Linked DNA regions of Homo sapiens: region 1 is linked to region 2. The links are chromatin loops, found by intact Hi-C in ENCODE. Cell type or tissue: IMR-90. All regions are shown on one strand.

The links. A loop is a pair of places that touch in the nucleus more often than their neighbours do. Peaks named below come from ENCODE experiments on the same cell type or tissue, not always from the same donor. Only the 100,000 strongest peaks of a DNase experiment are listed, where the experiment ranks them.
Region 1: it touches region 2 in a loop (9-fold over the local background); 2 of 110 quality-filtered maps call a loop at or near these places.

Annotation. Positions count from the first base shown.
Region 1 is chr17:34,080,413-34,082,912 of GRCh38, forward strand. It overlaps LOC107985035 (a long non-coding RNA gene), which reads right to left. Exons shown (of 4, transcript XR_001752832.1): 1 at 2,431-2,500; 2 at 1-1,824. It also overlaps a transcript of ASIC2 not described here. Among named protein-coding and RNA genes, the nearest start is that of LINC01989, 100 kb to the right of the region's middle. In IMR-90, a CTCF peak has its summit at 1,064 (motif pointing right); no DNase peak of the experiment used is centred here.
Region 2 is chr17:34,360,323-34,362,822 of GRCh38, forward strand. It overlaps CCL1 (C-C motif chemokine ligand 1), which reads right to left. Exons shown (of 3, transcript NM_002981.2): 2 at 1,463-1,574; 3 at 6-339. The coding sequence ends at 237. Among named protein-coding and RNA genes, the nearest start is that of CCL1, 1.7 kb to the right of the region's middle. In IMR-90, a CTCF peak has its summit at 1,348 (motif pointing left); a DNase peak (open chromatin) is centred at 1,339; H3K27me3 peaks cover 278 bases.

The DNA of each region.
Region 1 (2,500 bases), 280 kb before region 2:
AGTGAATGAGAAAGGGGAACAAACTTAGAGCTGGTGAGCTGGATCCAGACTCCACAAATGGTCAGCTTCTCTCACTTTCCAACTGGATGACCTTAAACCAAATCTCTTTAATCTGCTCTGTGAATGTGAGGCCCCATGTTGGGCTCACAAAAGAACATTAGCCTGAGAGGTACCTGCAGAGGGAAGGATGGGCAGCCCCTCTAAAGTAGGCTAGGTGAAGGGAGAGTCTTGCCTCATGGGAGGCAGAAGGAGATTATGAGGGTTAACAAATGTGTCAGAGAACCCGGGCACCTTAGGTTCATTTACTTTGATCCCTTCAGTTTTCAGACATAGGAACTGAACGGAGCAATCAAGACAGTCCTGCCCAATATCATTGAATGAATTAGCAGCAAGGAAAGGTCCAATATTGCCAGGCCAGGGCTTATTCAGACACATAGTTGCTTTATTTTAGTGATGGAGTGGGTCTGGCTGACAGCTTTTGTAGATCTTTATTCAGAGTCAGCTGGAAAAATTAGTCCCTGCTCATTGAAGATCCTCCCATTCCCAGAGTGAAGACTCCCTTCTTCTAAAAATGGGCCAAGAGACAAGGAATAAAGTACCTAGTAAGGCTTTGCCAAGCAGCCTCTATTGGCATCTATCTGAATCGCTGGCTTATAGCCCATGAAGAGATGCATACTTTCTGGAGTCAAGCTTCCCTAAGTGAGCTCCAGGGGCCAATTGCACTGAAACCCCCTGGGGCTTATTAAAATCTGGCTTTCATAGATGCACCCCAGATCTACTAAATTAGAGCCTAGGGGTGGGAGGATACCATTAACAAACTCCACATGGGATTTTGGCACACAATAAAGTTTGAGAACCAACACCCAGACATTATAGTGGTAAGAAGGAACCTAATGGGTATCAGATATCTACTTTGCTAGGCACTAGATAGATAGATATCCTTAGAAGTGATAGAAAAGGCAGAAACAAGACATTATTTCTTTGCCACACTTAGGGAAGCTTTGCACCAGAGGGTACGCATCTCCTCCTTGGTTCTACACCAGCAATTCAGGTAGATGCCACCAGATGGTGCTGGAAAGAGCTTTCCCCAGCACAGGAAATTAAGACAATATTATTGGGCCCTTGGGTCATTGGATAGCGCTGAGAACAGCATCTAGAACCCACCACCTCAAAATCCTTCTCAAAGGGAGGGAATGCATCCTTGAACTTTCACTCAAGTTCGTACTCTCAGCCCTTAAGGCTCTGCACAGAATTTCACAAATTATAATTTGCTCTATCTTTTCCCACCTAAATTTTACCCTCTCTTCTCAAAACTTCTTCTGTCTTAACACTCCTGCTACATTCTTGGCTCTCCCACTTACTGGTTATATGAACTCTGACAATTTGTTTTATCTCTATAAGCCTCAGTATTTTTATATATAAATTGGAGATAATAGTTTCAGAGTAGTAGTAAGTATTAGAGATAATTGTAGCTCAATAAATGTTTAGTCTCTTCTGTACTTAACCCCATTTTCAGAACGACAAGCCCCTGTTTAAGAAACCCCAGTGGCTTTCTGGTCTCATTTGCTTCTCCATGACCCAAACTCTCCGATTTAAGTTCTCATCACACCTCATTCATGTCTGCTCCTGGTCCTTTGCTCATGCTGTATCTTCTACCTAGGATGCCCTCATACTTTCATCCACGAATACAAATCCCAGCATGCTTAAAGGTCTTTCTCAAGTTCTTCCTGCTGCTTCAGGAAGCCTTCTCAAAGTCCAGGCCAACAGACTCTTCTGTCCCCTCTGCTCCTTCAGGCACTCTCTCTGAATGCTCCACTCTACCTCCTGGAGATGAGAACACTAGAGTCATGGAAGTCAGTGATCTCTAGGTATTGGAATTTTATGTACAGAATTTTTTATTTTTTTGAGGACCAGCACCAGGCCACCACCTTTTATTTTGCCAGGTGAGAATATACTATTAAATCTTGTATTCTAGTATTACCATCGTATCACAAAACTGTGACATTTTAGTAAAATAAAAGTTACAAAGGGAAAAAAATCTCATACAAAAGCATTGTCCTTTAAACGGAATAAACTCCACTTCCTAAAATGCTCACTGCATTGCCTGTTTTTTGCTCCTTTTGCCTTGGACTGATAAAAATACTACCAAAGGCCAGCTTCTGCAAAAATGCGGGGGAGTCCCCAGTCCACTCAATCACCTGTCCCCGCCCCCTGGCAACATAATGACAACCTCCACAACAGTTTCCACTTACTGAACACTTGCTATGTGCTAGACCCTGTGCTAGGTACTTCATGCATTACCTTACTAAATCCTTTTGCACAACCTCTGAAAAATAGATCATTACTGCTACCACTTTTAAGTTGAGGCTTAGAAAATTTAAGTAACCAGTCCAGGTCACCGTGATGGTAAAGTAGTTGAGTTATGCTTACAGTAAAAGACAGTTTGACCCCAAAATCTGTGCTCCTTCTTCTGCTTCATTTCTTGTCTCCTACAATGGGA
Region 2 (2,500 bases):
GCTCCCACCTCTCAATGCCAATCAAGTTTTCACTCTGAAATCCAAGAGACCCAGAGGGTTGGGGGTTGATGATTGTATAATTTAAATGTTTAAAGTGCAACAACATAGCTTATCAAGACCAAGCAGATCCTCTGTGACCTAGCAAAAGCAGGGCAGAAGGAATGGTGTAGGGCTGGTAGTTTCGGGGACAGGTGAAGCCATGTGGTTTCCAGAGCCCACAATGGAAAGAAATCTGCTCATTTTCTTTTTGACGGGCAGTGCCTCAGCATTTTTCTGTGCCTCTGAACCCATCCAACTGTGTCCAAGGCGCAGGCCTCTTTGCCTCTCTTCAGCTTGAATCTGTGAACAGAGAATAAGAGAGAAGGCTGAGCCACCCAAGCCACCACTGGGTGGGCAACGCACAAGCCCCGCCTCCTCCGGCTGCCAGGTCCCCTAAACTGCTCTTGCTAGGCCTTGGGCTCCCCTCTGTAAATGAAGTTGCTGCACAGGATGTGTGGTTTGCACGCTGGGGAACAGCCAAAGCACCAGGAGCTTATGAATTGAATTTCCTGGACCCCTCTCCTGGTTTCAATTTGGTGTATCAGGGTGGGGCTGAACAGCCTGAAAACATTCTGACGATTAGGTGAGATGAGAAATTCCCATCCTGGAATAGCTCTTTGCACCAACTTTAATGTTTCTGTGTCCATCTGGGGCCTTACTTGTTGCGTTGGACTCATGTGTTTGTGTGTGTGTGTGTGCGCGCGCCTTGTGTGTGTGTGGGTGTGTGTATTTTTCTCTTCTGATCTGTCTACTTCCTAAACTGGACTATTGTCCAATCTATAGACCAACTCTATCTCTTACTCTCTGGTTGATCTTAGACAAATATCTCTACCTTCCTGAACCTCACTTTTCATGATAACAAAAATATGTGCCCCAAGAGGATCGACAGAGAGAATATACATGAAAAAGCCTTAAAATACTGACTGGTTTGTGAAAGCTACTCCAATTAAGTTTGTAAAGACCCTGTGATACAGCTATGTTTATGACCCTTCACAGATAAGGAATACAGAAGGATACACAGACAATTCAGTACAAAGGAGTTACCTGTCCACGGTCACCCAAGACTATGGGTTCCAAATCCAGGGGCAGGAACTCATCCTGGTTCCCTTGCTCTTTCCAGTGCACAATAACCCCTCATGCTTTTGTTAAACCTCTGAGCTCATAATGCTGGGATACAATACTTGGCACCTTGGAGTTTCAGGAAACACAAGCCACTGCAGGAGCACAGATGCATCCTTCCTCACACCTGCTAGGAAGCTCAGCGCTCCCTCTAGCGCCCAAGTGTGGCTTGCACCCAGGTGCTGGCAGCTCTGGGTTTAGAAACCTTATTCTGGTAAAATACTGTCATCTAGTGTCTACTCTTGTAATTCCAGGCTGGCGGGGTTCTGTTCTCTAGGGAGAGATTGAGCAGGTGATCACTTACATTAAGCCCTCATTGGAGCAGATGGAGCTGGTATTTCTGTAACACAGGATTGCCCTCAGGGGAATCTCTTGCTCCGCAAATGAGAAGCAACATCTGGAGAAGGGTACCTGCACTAGAAGAGGAACACAGACGATGGTTTGCATCCATTTCTCAACCTCTCACCTGTAGCACAATTTTTAAAAAACAAACAAAAAAACGCCTCCCAGGACAAGCCCTGGCTTGGGGACCACATCCAGACGGTGCCGGCATAGCTCTGCCTCATCAGCCACCTTGTTCTGGGGCTAGGTAAAGAGTCAGAAGATTGGGGTTCAGATCTGAGCTCCCCGCACCCCAGCTGAGTGGCCCTGAGGAAGATGTGCCTTCACCCTGGCCCCAGACTTCCCATCTGTAAAATAAAACTTTTTGGAGCCTGGTTTCTAAAGGCTCATCCAGTTTTGGTATTTCACCACATGTGCATGGTTCTGCCCCAGTATTCATGTCCAAGGGCTCTGGACCCCACACCCTGGGGACCTGGTTAGTCTGATGCAGGACACAGTGGTCCACAGTTCACAGACCTGATCTGGGGAAGATTAGGAATTGTTCGAGGAGTCCAAACTGATGAGATGACAAGGGAAGAGCTCCCAGGAACTAGCTAGCTGCCCTACTCAGTCTCTTGAATCCCCTCCTGCCCTGGTCCTTAGCTCTTTCCCAGCCCCCAACCCCCACTCTGTCCATTTGTGCATTCTCCTCCCACACCACATCCCGCAAGAGACCTGCATTCCAATCCCAGCTTCTTCCTCCTAGTTTTTCTGTTTGCACCCCCTTTCATGCCTCTTACTAGGTTGGTATTCTCCAAACAGTCTTGGAGGGCAGACATCATCAACTCCATTTCACTGATAGAGAAAGTAGAGTTTGAGAGCTAAAGTGACTTGCCCAAGAGTGACCAATTGTTAGAGCCCGGTCTTGCCTTCTGACTCTACTTGGTGTCTGTCACACTGTAGAAGCTACACCCAGGCTGTCCCCTGGACCTTAGGCCTCCCAGCTTTACCCGAGTAACCT